2 separate regions of the Homo sapiens genome follow, and region 2 is linked to region 1. Evidence: chromatin loops called from intact Hi-C (ENCODE). Cell type or tissue: GM12878. All regions are shown on one strand. Region 1 overlaps DLGAP1 (DLG associated protein 1). Region 2 overlaps DLGAP1 (DLG associated protein 1).

Evidence for each region. A loop is a pair of places that touch in the nucleus more often than their neighbours do. Peaks named below come from ENCODE experiments on the same cell type or tissue, not always from the same donor. Only the 100,000 strongest peaks of a DNase experiment are listed, where the experiment ranks them.
Region 2: a loop joins it to region 1, with 5 times the contacts of the local background. A loop is called at or near these places in 2 of 110 quality-filtered maps.

What each region holds. Positions count from the first base shown.
Region 1 is chr18:4,388,888-4,396,887 of GRCh38, forward strand. All of the region lies in intron 1 of DLGAP1 (DLG associated protein 1), which reads right to left. Among named protein-coding and RNA genes, the nearest start is that of DLGAP1, 62 kb to the right of the region's middle. In GM12878, no CTCF peak of the experiment used is centred here; DNase peaks (open chromatin) are centred at 3,174 and 6,044; H3K27ac peaks cover 538 bases.
Region 2 is chr18:4,315,412-4,323,411 of GRCh38, forward strand. The region is part of intron 1 of DLGAP1 (DLG associated protein 1); the gene reads right to left. Among named protein-coding and RNA genes, the nearest start is that of DLGAP1-AS5, 55 kb to the left of the region's middle. In GM12878, no CTCF peak of the experiment used is centred here; a DNase peak (open chromatin) is centred at 4,800.

The DNA.
Region 1 (8,000 bases):
TGGAGCCCTTGTCTACTGTTGACGGGAGTGTAAAATAGTACAGCCACTCTGAAAAAGTTTGGCAGTTCCTCAAAATATTAAAAATTGAGTTGTCATAAGATCCAGCAGTTCCACTTCTGGGTATATGGCCAAAAACATTGAAAGCAATGTCTTGAAGTGACACTTGTACACCTATGTTCATAGTAGCACTATTCACAATAACTAAAAAGTGGAAGCAACACAACTGATCATTGATGGATGAATGGATGAACAAAATATGATATATAGAAACTATGAATTATTATTCATCCTTAAAAAGGAAGGACATTCTAACACATGCTACAACACGGATGAACCTTGAGAACATTATACTAAGTAAAATAAGCCAGTCACAAAAAGATGAATACTTTATGATTCTACTTAAATGAAGTGTCTAGAATAGTCAAATTCACAGCAAGAGAAATAAAGTAGAATGATGGCTGCCAAGGGGTACGGGTAGGGGAAAATGGGGAGTTCTTTAATGGGCATAGAGTTTCAGTTTTGTAAGAGGAAAAATTTCTGAAGACTGATTGCACAAAAATATGAATGTACTTAACACTACTGAACTGTACACTTAAAAATGGCTGACATGGTAAATTTAATGTTCTGTGTAATTTACTACAATGGAAAATTGTATAAAGCAACTGAATGGTGACAGCAAAAACAGATTGACTGTAGAATGATTTTCTATGATTGGTTAAATTAAATGATTTTTATTTTCTTCTTTATCTTCATGGATTATCCAAAATTACTACAATGGGATGTGTACCTTTTATAGTCAAAATAGAAGTTATTCCAATGAACTAGTTCACACTACCCATTATACGCAAATTGATGTACATCTCCAATGTGCTTTCAGAGCAACTGCATTATTCTGTTATATTCTGTGTCACGAGTTTGCTGTTGGCACACAATGACGTCTATTAAGATGCACATCAATTACTATAACCTGCAATTAATAATGCATAGTTTAAATATTACTGGTGAATAGTCTTCATTATTAAATCTAGATGTCTATTTCCTTCATGTTTCTAAGATACTTCTACTTCAAGATTAATTCATTTAATTTAACTGAACATCAGCTACATGTAGGGCACTGTGTTAGTCCCTCCAGTGGCTACAGGGCTAAATGAGGTATGGTTTTTGATCTTAAGAAATACATTCTAATAGTGTATTGTATTGTTCTCCAAAATATTCTCTGCCCTTCCTTATGGAGAGAATATATGTCCCCATACCATGTTGGCCCATAACAAATTGTGTGAAAAAAAAAAAGATGTATTCCTCCCCCTTTTTTCTTAATTAATAAATCTTATGTTTTTATAGCAGTTTTAGGTTCACAGGAAAATTGAAAGGAAAGGACAGAGGTCCCATGCACCCCTGTCCCCACATGTTCACAACACTACTGACATCCCATATCACAGTGGTACACTTGTTGTAATTGATGAACCTCTATTGACACATCATTATCACCCAAAGTCCACAGTTTCTACATCAGGGCTCATTCTCGGTGTTGCACATTCTACGAGCTTTGAAAAATGTATAATGACATGTGTCCACCATTGTAGTATCATATAGAATAGTTCCACTGCCCTAAAAATTCTCTGTGCCCAACCTATTCATCCTTCCATTCCTCCTAACCCCTGGTGACCACAAATCCTTTTACTATCTCCATTGTTCTGACCTTTCTAGAACGTCATACAGTTGGAGTCATACAGTACATAGGCTTTTCAGATTATTTTCTTTCACTTAGTACGGATTTAGTTTCCTTCATGTCTTTTTGTGGCTTGATAGCTGAATAATATTCCACTGTCTGGATGTACCACAGTTTATCCATCCACTGATGGAAGACATCTTGGTTGCCTCCCAGTTTTTGGCAGTTATGAATAAAATTTCTATAAAAATCATAGGCAGTTCTAGAGGCCCCTGGGCAAAGCTTTGAGATCTTTAACACTGTTTTTCACGGTTCCTCCATGTTCTCTTTTGCCTCTGACCTGTAACTGGAAGTGCTCCTCTTGGGCCTGCTCCATCAGCCTGCGCTCATCTTGGAAGAAAGAAGCTTGGTACGGTCAGTAGTACAGAATGGTCATATACCTTAAACACACTGTTACCTGAATTTAACTTAGCCTATCCCGATTGACACATATAATCAAGTCCAGTGTATCCTTTTTATATAAATTTGCTTTAAGCCAGATAAACATAATCTCCCAGAAGAGCTTATCTATGTCACAAAACAGACATATATATTTCCCAAGGAAGATGCTCCTCCTGCAATCACTTTCTCAAATGCAAGCATTTGTTTTTCAACAGCACTGAGCAGGAGGCCTCTGCAACTAGGGAAACTCAACCGGGTCACTTTTCCCACCCTTCCTTCATTTAATAAAAATGGCAGAGTCCAGTTGCGGAAGATGTGCTCAGAAAGTTTGCTTTCTTCATCCTGCTTTTGCCTTTGGCCAGTTTGACCCACGGTGGGGTTTCTTAATTTCTAGCATCTCAATTTCTTGCTTAAGAAATAGTCCTATTTACCTATTTCACCATCCTCTAGTGTTCACTCAGTGGTTATTTCTTTGCTACCTCAAATGCCGAGTAATATTCACCCCAATCCATAGCTGGCTGACACCTATTTTCGGTGATTTCTGTGGTACTGATTGGTGAAGATCCCCTTAGCTTGAAGGAAATTGAAGAAGCGACTACATAGCCCATAACATCCCTTTTGAATTCCAGCTTGCAATTTAAATAACCTGGTCCTTCCTAGAAGCATAAACCTTCAGGATTGCTCAAGTAGAAATACTGACTTTTATTTTGCCTCTTGGTCAGACAGATCTACACCCTTTGTTAAGGTATGCTCCCAGAAACGCATGTTCTTGGGCTAAACATTTACCTCATGGGAGCCTAAGGAGTTTCTGAATGTCTCCAGAACAGTAGTTTACTGTAATGGAGAAGCAGTCCAGCCTCATTCCCTCCACATCTACACATGGCTTTGATACCGTACCCTCTTTATTTGGTCTAAAAATATTTTTAAAGAAAAAAAGTCACACTACAAAGGCGATTGAGGTAGTTGGTTTTTAATCAGTTACTGATTTGTTGTTGTCACTTGTTTTGGTTAGAAACCCTTAAAAGGAGAAATTCAACTGATGGCTCTCTTCTCATGAACCGAAAGTTCAATTTCCCCTGACGAAAGTGGGTCAAGGGAAATGAAACCAGTTTCCTCCTGATTACTAGGTCATAAAAAACGGATTCCAGAGCCAGCAATCGCCACCAGCAACCCAGATGGGTAGCCCAAAGCCTGTTGAGGGGCAGTTGGTAGGCAGCACAGCCTGAGATTCATGGATAGAGACCTCCTGCTCCACATCATTATGGTATGTTAGTGGAGGAGCTGCTCATATCCAGGTGGGACTTCTCTACCTCCCCTTAGGAAGCTGCATGATCTGTTCACTTATTGTTTGATTGGGCCCTTAAAATGTGAGTGAAAATACACCAGAATTTTCCCATGAAAGGTTAACAAAGTTCTAGGGGTCCTCATTATAGACCATTTAATAATGTATTATTTATTCTGAGGCTGTATCCAAGTTTCAGATGCTCCAAGAAAAAAAAGGAATTTGATCTTGTGTCATAACACACTTTAAAAAATGCCTTCTTGAGGACAACTAGTTAAAAGAGAGTGCTGCTAGGTCTCTTCCCTTGGCTGATCCACCTACTCAAAGTTTAAAGGCTCATATAAGACAGGAAGCTTTATAATCTACTAAACTCTGTAATAACTGTACAGTCTACAGTGATTGTAGGCCCATGGATTTAAACATCATTTTATATCCCTAGGCCAAGTCTTACTTCTGAGATCCAGCCTCACATTTCAAACTGTCTGCTTGGCATTTTCTCCTGGGTGTCTCAAAGACGCTGCAAACTTAGAATGAGCAAAATAAAACACTTGAGTCCTGATGCCCAATTGGTCCCAAATCTAGCCTTCTCCTTTTTAGGATATGGCACTCCCGGCCAACCATTCCAACCAGAAATGTAAAAGTCATCTTTGTTCCCACCCTCATGCCTTATACGTAATCCATCAGCAAGTCATGTGTACTGTATTTCCAAGATACATAAGGAATTGATATACATTCTCTGCCATCAACTTGAACTAGACTTTCATCATCTACCACTTACAGCAGCCCTCACGTGGTTGTCAAATTCCTACAGTTGGTTTCTTTCCAGCAAAATAAATGATCTTCTTAAGACATAAATTAGATTTTGTCACTTGCATACTTGAACAATTTTGTTGATTGCCTTAAAATAGAATAAATAAAATAAAACACTTAATATAAAATCCTATCTCCTTACCGCAGCCTATGAAAACTCTGTCTACCAAGACCCGTATTTATTTGCATACCTAGACTCCTCTTCTATCGTACTCCATGCCTCTCTCTCTCACTATGCTTCAGCCACAGCCATCTTTTTGTGTTTCCCCATTTGGTGAACATGCCAGTCTCTTTCCCACGCAAGAGCCTTTTCACACTCTCTGTACTCTACCTGGAATGGACTCTACCTCTAATTTTTCAGATGGTTGATTCTTTGTCACATTTGGGTCCCATGTCAAATGGTACTTTCTTCAAGAGGCATTCCTTGACCAATCTATTTAAAATGGCAACCCCTCCCATTATTCTGGATCTCAACCATAGTTTGTTGATGTAGCTACACCATAATTTGTAATGAAATTTTCATTTGTATTTGTCTGATTGCTTTTGTCTCTCCTGCTGGCACATGAACTCTACATCTGCTTTACTCTTTTACTCACCTGGAGTCTCCCTTATCTAGAACAGCAGTCCCCAACCCTTTCGGCACCAGGGACTGGTTTCATGGAAGACAGTTTTTCCACAGACCGGGGGCAGGGGTGGTTCTGGGATGAAACTGTTCCACCTCAGAACATCAGGCATTAGATTCTCATAAGAAGCGTTCAACCTAGATCCCTCGCATGTGCAGCTCACAACAGGGTTTGCGCTCCTGTGAGAATCTAATGCCGCTGCTGATCTAACAGGAGGCGGGGCTCAGGTGGTAATGCTCACTCACCCATGGCTCATCTCCTTCCTGCTGTGCGGCCAGGTTCCTAACTGGCCAGGGACTGGTACTGTCCATGGCAGAGGGGTTGGGGATCCCTGCTCTAGAACAACTAATACGTAGAAGGTATGTAATAAATATTTATTGAATAAATGAATACAAAAGTAGCTATATGGCTAAACATAATAAGGTGACAAGAAAGTTTCTGCATATGTGAAGACAAAACAGTAAAAGAAGAAAGCCACCGTCAGGATGACTATGAGTTCCATGAGCCTTGAAAAAACGTATTCATTTACTAGATGACACGGATTTCGCTTTTGCTAATAAGTGGGCACAATTCTAATCAGTATCAATTATCAAATGTCTACTGTTCTTTAATCAGGAGGAAACAAGAAGCTATTGAAGGTGTGTGAGATAAGAATTTAAGAATAAATTTCCTTTTGCTTGATTCACTATTTCACTGCCATTTTGAAAGAACTTACTTCAAACTAAGTAATTGTTCAGGTGACAATATTTAAACAATAACATAAAAATCCAGAAAAATGCACATCTACTTGGAAGGATTCCTTTGGAGAAGAATTTGGGGGAAAAAATCCCCAAAATAGAATGCCTCTAATCACTGGGTTTAATCAATTTTTGGAATAATTAGCCTAGTTAATTATTTATGAAAACGTAGGTTTTAAATGAAAACTACAGTTTATTGTTAAAATATATCTTCTTTGTAATACAAATTCCTATGCCAGTGTATCAGATAATTAATTTTAAATAGGTGGGAACAAACCTATTTTCAGAAATCAAGATTTTGATGATCACGGAAATTAGTAAGGTTCTTATGCCAATAGTGATATTTTTAGATCTGTTTTCTCTTAAAGAATTTCATAAATTGCTTTACAGAGTTTCAGTTCTCGTCTATTGAAAATAAGGCATGCTCAGCCTGCACAAGTGAACATGAGACAGCTCAGGAATACCTTCATTCGGCCCTACTGTGCTAAATTAAGCCATTTGGTACTGAAAGTTAGTAGTTACCCAGAAATAAAATCTTGCTCAGAATAGTCAGAAAATGGTGTTTGAACAAAGGAAACAAGTAACAGTCTTTAAAAATTACCCGGACATTTCAATGTTAACTTTCCAGTTTCTGATTTTTCAGACTTTCCTTTGAGTTTTATGCCTAATTTTGAAGTGTTCCAACACAAAACACAAGTTGTAAAAGAAATAGCACATTGCATTGGGAATTCTTTACCTAAGTTCACATTTTCCCCTATTGACATACAAAAGAAAAAGAAAGAGAAAGTAAAATTCCAAATGGGTATTAACTTTTATGTAATATTTTCTTTTTCCTTTTTATATCCCTATTACTATCTCTAAAACATTGGGGAGGTAAGTATCGCTTTTCTCTGGGTCAAAAAAAATCAAGATAAACTTAATCAAAATCAAATAGGGGGTATAAAGTAAAATCAAGATTTTTGCCTTACTTTTAAAATTATTATTTCTAGCATCTACCTCAGTACGAGGGCTCCGCGTATTACCTATAGCCAGAGACTGATGGTTTCCTAACCTGGGAGACCTGCTGGGCATGCAGCTGGTTCTCTGTAAAGATCATTAACATGGTTCTCTGTAAAGATTCATTAACATGGAGGGGTGGAGACGGGTGAAGGAAAGATGAAATGGTGTTTTCTGGTAAAAGTAAATAAACACAATACACATCTTTTGAGAGCCAAATAACATTTTTCCAACCTAATGATTTTTGAATACAAGCGTTTATAACAGAATCTACTTAAGTCCATACCCATTAAATAATAAAACTCCTAATTTGTGAGAGAGAGGGGACATGCTATACAGCCTTGCTGGAATACCAGAAAGATATATAAAAACATTCATAATCAAACGCCCAAGTAATGCTGAATGCGGGAGCTGCAGTTAACATGTTCCTAAACCCCACGATAAAGACAAATTCAACATCACTTACATTCTGACACTAGACCATGGGAAAAGTGACAGAGTCTACCTGAAGAAGACCCAGGGCCTCCTCAACCCAAGAAATATGCACCCTGTAGAATACAAACATATGAAGGAGCATCCACTAACAGATATTCTAACTCCACCGGCTGCGGGCACAGGGAAAGCTAGAGTAATTGGCTGCAGATGTTTGAAAGATACTGTTAGTCTTTTCCAGATGGATTTGCCTCTATGACTTAGTAAGAGCAAATACAAATTTAACATTCAATCCCCAGTCCGAGGAAGAAAAGTGTAAAGAAAGGCAGAGAGCAGCAAATCGATGAAGCTTCCACATCCAAAGGATGTTCAACAAAGACACAAAGACCATGATTCCAAAAGGTTCATTAGCCCCACTTTGTAAAAGAATATGACCACCAGGAAATCCAGCATAGAATTCCACAGCCACTCCAATGACACGGACAGAAGCAACTCTGCAGTAGAAGTGTCCTTCATGATCATGAGGACCCAGAGTTTATCCAAAATAGCAAAATTAAAGAAAGAGATTGGGTTATTCTCACGAATTACGGTTTTCTGCTACTCTGAAGTCCAAGAGATAGGAAGGAAAAAGCCTTTCCCAGGAATCAAAGTACAGGGAAGGTTTCCCGTAGATAAACCATGTGGAGCTGAGTAGTGCTGGGTATTGGCGCTCTCTGAGAGGAAGCCACATGTTCTTCCCTCTCAAGAGCAATTTGGTTGGTTCACTTGGAAAGGTAGAAACTCATGCTAGGGCTTGGGTGACCAAAAGAAGTACAAAAGGAAGAGCAAGAGAGAGAAACCTCCTATATCTTTTTACCACGTGAGCCAGAAGGAGGGATGAGTCTCCCAGACAGATGGAGAGGGTGAGCATGCTGGAGGGTAGTGTCTGTGGTTCACTGAATGAAGAGCCCTTGGCTGGGTTTTGCTGACGGTTTCCCAAACCCATATTGCATAATGTGCACAAATTTGCT
Region 2 (8,000 bases), 73 kb before region 1:
CCTGGCAATTCCCTTTCTCCTGCTAATTAGCTTTTGATTTATATTTTAACCACTCTCAAATTATATTGACTTATATAACTTTCAAAACTCTAAATTACCTCAATTGCTTTCTAGAAGTAGACAAGTAAAAAGTTACAATCTTTTAAGTATTATACATTGAATGCAATTTATTATGCTTATAATTACCAAATTCATTACAATTATCCCTTCTAAATTAGTCTGAAGGTCAATTAATTTTGAAATACAGTGTTTTGCAAACTTAAACTAATGAAAGCTAATTCAGCCCAGGTATCAGATATTTTAAAGACTGGTAAAATTACACAAACTTTTGAAATATACTTCCTAAATATTCAGATTATTTGCCTCTAACATTTGCATGATACATCATAGTAATTTTTTTGACTCTGAAGCAGAAATGAGTGAAAAAGCACAATATTCAGCACATAGTAAGTGCTCAAAAAATACTGATTGAATGAATGGCTGAACTGATGGTTTTCCCATGAGATGGCCTAAGGAGTTCATAGGACGGTTGGGTTTTATCACTATTAAAAATTTATCAAAAACTGTACCACAGGTTCTTGCTATAAACACAAAGAAAAACATAAGGTATAAACACAAACAGAACTAAGAATGAATTTTTTTGTACAATCTGGTTTCATTGCTATCTATGCCTTCTTTAACTACTAGTTGAAAATATGATGGACTAAAAGGGAAACCAGAAGCCTATTTCTTAAGCCCAACTGGATCCATCATAAAATTCTTCCCTAAACCTCTCTCATTAACTTTGAGCTGCTAATGCCTATTGATCCGTGTGTTACATGGCATCGTGTAGGCTGAAAGTAATAATGACAGTAACCGCCTATTAACTGTTTAAACTCTATATTGCATACGAAAACACCACAAGTTCTGGTTGCCATGCACAGCCGTACACTATAGAAAACAAGTGGCTCTACCTCTTACTCTCCATCCTGTAGAAAGTGCTGTCACATGTTTGATGGGGAAGATGGGAATCAGGCAGGGTCGGGTGGCACAGTTGTAGTTAGCAAGCCTGCTTCAATGAAACTGCCACTCTGACACAGTCTTACTCAGAGATATCCCAGAAAACCACGGTCCTCTCCTATGGCTCCACGTGTGCCCTGGAGAGACATGTAAGAGTAGAGGGCACCCCAAGCACAGAAGACAACAATGATGGAGGCCTCTGAGAACAGTGTTGGCCTCTGTACAGTTTCCTGCCACTCTACATTCTCTCTGCATGGTTGCAGCCATATCCTGACTATGTGCAGGGAGGATTTAAGGCCGTCGAACTGAACACTTGACACTTTGTTCTCACACTGTACTGTGCCCCGATGTGATTAAATTAGCAGGATCAATCTCTTCCTGAGTCCGGTTACTGACTGTATGCCACAATTTGGCCACTAGATTTATAATTTTTTCCCATGTCCATATCCCTGCTGAGCTCTCCAGCTTATTTAGGATAGGGACATCAATTTGCGGTTGCCCCCGACCTTGCAGGAATTTAGGGGTTTCGTTGGCTTTTTCTACCAGCAGTCCCTCCTCTGCTTCTGTCCTCCTTCCCTCATGACCTACACCCAGGTCTACTGGTGAGGTCCCTGCTGGAGATACCCTAGACATGAGATACCACCAGCAGAGATGTCACTGGCCTATTTTGAAATCAGGTCAGGTTTTAATATTTCCACGCAAAATGTGAAAATGTAGGGGGGAAAGGAGAGCGCTGGATGCCTTCCTATTTCACATCCATGTTCACAGTCCTACTGATGACCTTAGATTCCTCACTGTATGGTTTTACCACCTGTTGGGACACCTATTCATGTAGGGCCGTCACATCCTTGTTACTGACACATTCACCGGCTTATTTAATTCTTCATCTATTACCATCTTTTTCAAATGATATGTTCTGCTCACTGAGCTGGACTTGTAACATGTTTGCTACGCTAGTACCACCTGACAGGTCATGACATAGAAAAAAATCAGATCCATGATAATTTTAAGGTATCATGACATAGAATTACCTTTGAAATTCTATTCCATGTAGTTTCTTGTACACTGTCACAATAAAGGAGTGTACTTCTTGCTCTATTTTCTGTTTCTGAAGTTAGCAGTGAAAGGATTGAAGGAAACATATGTTTTCCAGGGCTGTACAGTCACTCTTTCATGAATAACTGTTTCACTGAATTCAGATATTAAAAAGTTTGCATACTCCCTATTCACCCAGAAACTTGTTTCTATTTAAGTATCTCTTTTGTTTTCCTCTCGAATCTCAAGTGCAGATACAGGATGGGGAAGAAAGGCATAGAGCTGAAGCATAATTGGAACTTGATCCCCAGGATGATCAAACACAAACCTTAACAGCTATTGCCATTGGGCAGTTATAGAACAACAAGTAAAATATATAAAAAGAGCTAAAAGCTTTCCTTTTCTTTCTCTCTCTTTTTGAGACAGAATCTCACTCTGTCGGCCAGAATGTGAGTGCAGTGGTGTGATCTCGGCTCACTGCAACCTCCGCCTCGTGGGTTCAAACGATTCTCCGGCCTCAGCCTCCTGAGTAGCTGGGATTACAGGCGCGTACCATCACGCCCAGATAATTTTTGTATTTTAAGAAGAGACAGGGTTTCACCATGTTGGCCAGGCCTTCTCAGCCTCTCAAAGTGCTGGGACTACAGGCATGAGCCACCATGCCTGGCCATAAAAGCTTTCCTTTTAAAAGAAATATTTCCCAGCTATGAGAAAGTGATATTAAAAAAGAAAGACATACCATAATACCCAAATATGGCAAATGGCTCAAATACTTCCCAGAAAACTTTTTATTTCCAGCATCACTAAAACATTCCTCTGTGGCTTCACCATTCATAGCTTGAAAGAAAATTCAGTGCATTTCTATTGCTTGACACGGCAAAATTTACAAATACGTATAGAGAATAAGAATTATTAAGATGTGAGCTGTTAAACCATGAAGCTGCCCTGCTTGAAAAACGGTAGGAAATCTGAAAGTTGTAACATGATATAAAAATCAAAGACCAATTCAAGTGCAGGCTGAATCTAGAACAATGCATTAAGCCTTTGCTTACAATGTGGACCTGCTTGGAATTCCTTCTAATGCATGAAAGAACAGATCGGGGCAAGAATTGGTAGGATATACACACAAAGGCTTTTCTGGAGTCGATGCAGGAGTTCCATCTTGAGAAAAAGAAATCAGGGATAGCAAGGTCTCCTTTATTTATTTTTCAGAAAATGTCATTTTCTATTTGCAACTTCATTAAGAATGTGCATCATATGTCACCATATTTCAATAAAAAAACTCAGTGTACTCATCTGTTTAAATAAGGGCATTACACTGAAAATAATCTTTTAGATCCAGGTACTGAAGTTGTCATATGTTTATCATTATTAATATCAAAAACATTTTACAGGGCTTCTGGTTAAGACAATGTAGATGTTTTCATTTAAAGACACAAAATTTCAGTTGGATAGGAGGAATATGTTCAAAAGATCTATTGTACAACAAGGTGACTATGGTTCATAACAATGTATTATATACCTAAATGTTGCTATGAGAATGGATTCTAAAATGTTTTCATAACACAAAAAATTATAACAGTGTGAGGTAACGGATATTTTAATTAGTTTGATTTAGCCATTCCACAATGTATACATATATCAAAGCATCATGTTTCACACCATAAATAAATACAATTGTTATCTGTGAGGTAAAAAATAAATTAGTTTAAAAAGATATATCTATGGCTTTTTTAAAACAAAATTCCTAGCATATACTTGTTTTACTAAGAGCTACCTCTGTGGTAACAGTTTAAAAATTTATAAATGTATCACCTCTGGAACAAAAGAACAGTAACACTATCTTATGTAGCCCTTCATGCTTTGATTTTTAGCGATTATATTGTCCTAAATTATTTTCTTCTGTATATCCTAATTTAAACATTTAGTGGATGTCTAATTATGCTAAACAACATGAGGGCTGAACAAAGGAGTACTCAGTCTAGTTTGGGGACCAAACAAATACAACTAGTATATGAGACAAGCTCCATTAGGGTCATATTAATAATCAGAAGGGGGATCCTGGGAGGAGAAATTAACTTTAATTCTTGAAGATGACTATTGTAGAATGATATAGAAAGGTGGAGACATTTTAAGTGGGTCCAGAAGATTTTCATAAAAATTGACAAGAACAGAGGCAGAGAAGTCGGTTGTTGAAAAGGCTCAAATCTACTTACTGTGCCCAGGATTCAGCATTTCAAGGGACAGTACTAAAGTGAGAATGAAAAACTAGTAAGAGATGAGACTGATTGGCATTTTGTGTCATTAAATCCCCATCTGGCTTAGGCAATAGTCACTGAAAGTTTCTAAACAGGAAAATCACATTTGAATTTTGGGAATAGGACTCAGCAATATTTAGAGGAAATTCCAGCCTCCCTCATTCCTTCATATACACATTTGCCTCTTCTCTCCTCAATTCTGAGGCCTCTCCAACCACTCATTCTGGGGTCTCAGCCCTCCCACTCTGGGAGGGAACCCCATCCATCACTTGTCTCCCCTCCATTCTCCCTCCAACCTTGTCTTTGCTATTATAACCTTCTTGTGAGAATTTAATAATCCAATGTTAATTAAATTTCAGAAGAATGCCATTCAGAAAGGTAATGAGAGCAGAGTAGAAGGTCCTAGGGGCATTTCCCCCTAAACATCATGCTTTGAAAGGAGGCAATTATGAGAAAGACAGAGTGAGATACTGTTTAACTGCTCATTCTCTGTTTCTTCCTCCCACGATTTTCACAGCTGCTTGCGTCATTTTAGCTGGTGGGCTAAGGGAAGTGACCATAACAACTCCAAATATGGAAAAAGATGCCCATTTGATGAGTTCCCTTTTTGTTTCTAGATGCACTCAAGCTGAACAGGTAAATTGGAGTTACTTTTTAAAGTTATTTGAATTAAATATATTTATTTTTTATTAGAGCTCTATAAATGATATATTCTGTCATTGTCTCATGAGTTATAATCTCTTGTTCTCTTTAACACAGCCCCACAGTACACTGTGACTCTCTTCTTAGCCAAAGCAGTAGCAAAACTGAGTGGGAGGCAAATACAGAAAGCCAACAGGCAAGATGTGAAACACGGAACTGTATAATCAATGTGCCTGAGTCCCCTCATTCACTCTCCTGTAAACACAATCAAAAGCTCTGATTTTAATTCACTCTTGCCCTCATGCATAAGGAATTAAAGTTGCCCTTTCCAAGCTTTAAAACATCTGTGGTGGAAACCCTAATTACAATTTTACACACACACACACACACACACACACACACACACACACACACACACAATACCAATGCAAAAAGAAAACCCGTAAGATTAAAAAAGAATACTTCACAATTCTGAGACGTTTAATGAAAATGAAAAATTACCAAAGGCCAATAGTGCCCTAGTATTTATTGTGTATTGTGGAATTTAATAAAGCCTTTCTGGGCACTGATATTAAAATAACCTTCATAACACTTTTAATTCCAGAATTTCAGGATGGAAAAATAGACATTTTTGAGTAAATATCTCTAAGTGCAAATGAAAAATATTTATTAACTTCGTCATCATTTATAAAAGAAAAATATTTTGAAAGTGCTGTTATTAATCCCCTTTTTCTCATCTCTTAGTTTGAGGACTCTGCAGTCTCCTGCAGATAACAAAAACATCATTTTCCATATGCAGACTGAGATGAGAGACTCCTGGATATTGTCAGCACCTAATGTTCACTGTAAATTTATAAATATGTAAGATTAATGCTAACATAAAATGAGTTAGTGGAAATGATTTACACAGAATCAATCTGACTTAGCCATAAAACATTAATTACAAGTATTATGATACAGCATCATTATTATTTCACCTGTTACTAGATTTTATGATCATAGTAAAAGTACTCAATCATTGACAAAGAATGTAACTACAGAAAATCACTCAACAGCTTCAAGTCTGAGCATGAGGGTAGTTTGTCATTTATTCTCTACTACAGTGAAAAACACCAGAGTGGCTTCACATAGTACTGGAAAGTTTATCTCTAGCAACTTCCAACTTAAAAGTAGTCCCCACCCCACAGATCCTATTCACATTAAAATCCAACTATACAGACAGCAATGATTTCCAGAATTCAAGTATCCATGCAGATACTGAAAACAGGCTTTGAACACTCCTAGAAAATTCAGAGCAGACCATCTGAAACAAATACTAAACCAATTCGGTTAAATAATACAAAATAATAAGACTTTAGAAATGGCTACAAGAACTTACTATATTTTATCAGTTAAGACATTTCTTGTTTCTAGGTATTATGTAACAAAATGAGGCAGGAGAAGTAAATTAAGCGTACACCTTGAAACAATTTTTATAAATATTTTCTTTTTGCATGAGGCCAGATGTTGTCTCAAGCAAAAAGAACAAAGCTGGTGGCATCCTACTACCTGACTTCAAAATATATTACAGGCTGGGTGAGGGTGGTTCACGCCTGTAAACTCAGCAGTTTGGGAGGCCTAGGGGGGTGGATCACATGAGGTCTCAGGAGTTCGAGACCAGCCTGGTCAACGTGGTGAAACCCTGTCTCTACTAAAAATACAAAATTTATCCAGGTGTGGTGGGGGGAACCAGTAATCCCAGCTACATGGGAGGCTGAGGCATGAGAATGGCTTGAACCCGGGAGGCTGAGGTTGCAGTGAACCAAGACTATGCCATTGCACTCCAGCCTCGGCAACAGAGCAAGGCTCCATCTCAGAAAAAAAGAAAAAAAAAGAAAGAAAGAAAAAGGGAAAAGCATTACAAAACTATAATAATAAAAACAGCATAGTACTGGCATAAGAAGAGAACCATCAACAAAGGGAGTGGAATAGGAGAGGTCAGAAATAAACTCACACATTTACAGTTAATTGCTTTCCAACAAAGGTGCCAAGAATACATAATGAAAAAAGGTCAGTCTTTTCACTTAATGATGTTGGGAACCCAAGTAGATATCCACATGCAGAAGAATAAAACTGGATTCTTTATCACAAACCATATATAAAAATAAACTAAAATGGATTAAATACTTAAACGTAAGACCTGAAATTGTAGAACTGCTAGAAGAAAACATAGGGGGAAAGCTCCACAACAGTAATCTGGGCAATTATTTTTGGATATCACTCTCTGAAAGTACAAGCAACAAAAATAAAAATAGACAAATAGGATTGTATCAAAGTAAAAAGCTACTGCATAGAGGCCAGACGTGGTGGCTCACGCGTGTAATCCCAGCACTTTGGGAGGCCGAGGCAGGTGGATCACGAGGTCAGGAAATCGAGACCATCCTGGCTAACATGGTGAAACTCCGTCTCTACGAAAAAATACAAAAATTAGCCAGGCGTTTTGGCGGGCGCCTGTAGTCCCAGTTACTCAGGAGGCTGAGACAGGAGACTGGCATGAACCCGGGAGGCGGAGATTGCAGTAAGCTGAGTTTGTGCCACTGCACTCCAGCCTGGGCACAGAAAAAAAAAAAAAAAAAAAAAAAAAGGAAAAAGCTACTGCATGGAGAAGGAAACGAGAGACTGCAGAAACAACTCAGATTGGGAGAAAATATTTGCAAACCACACATCTGATGAAAGGTTTATATCCAGAATACATAAGGAACTTAATAGCAAGAAAACAAATAATCTGATTAAAAAGCGAGCAAAGGATTTGAAGGGACAATTATCAAAAGAAAACATTCCTATAGTAAATAGATATGTGAAGAAATGCTCATCATAACTCTCATCAGGAAGAGGCTAATAAAACTACAGTGAGATATCACCTTATACTTGTAAAAATGGGTCTTATCTAAAAGACAAAAGATAAATTTGAGAAATAACATGAAGAAAAGGAAACCCTTGTACACCATTAGAATAAAAATTAGCACAGCTATTACAGAAACCAGTATGGAGGTTTCTTAAAAGATAAAAATAGAATTAACACATAAT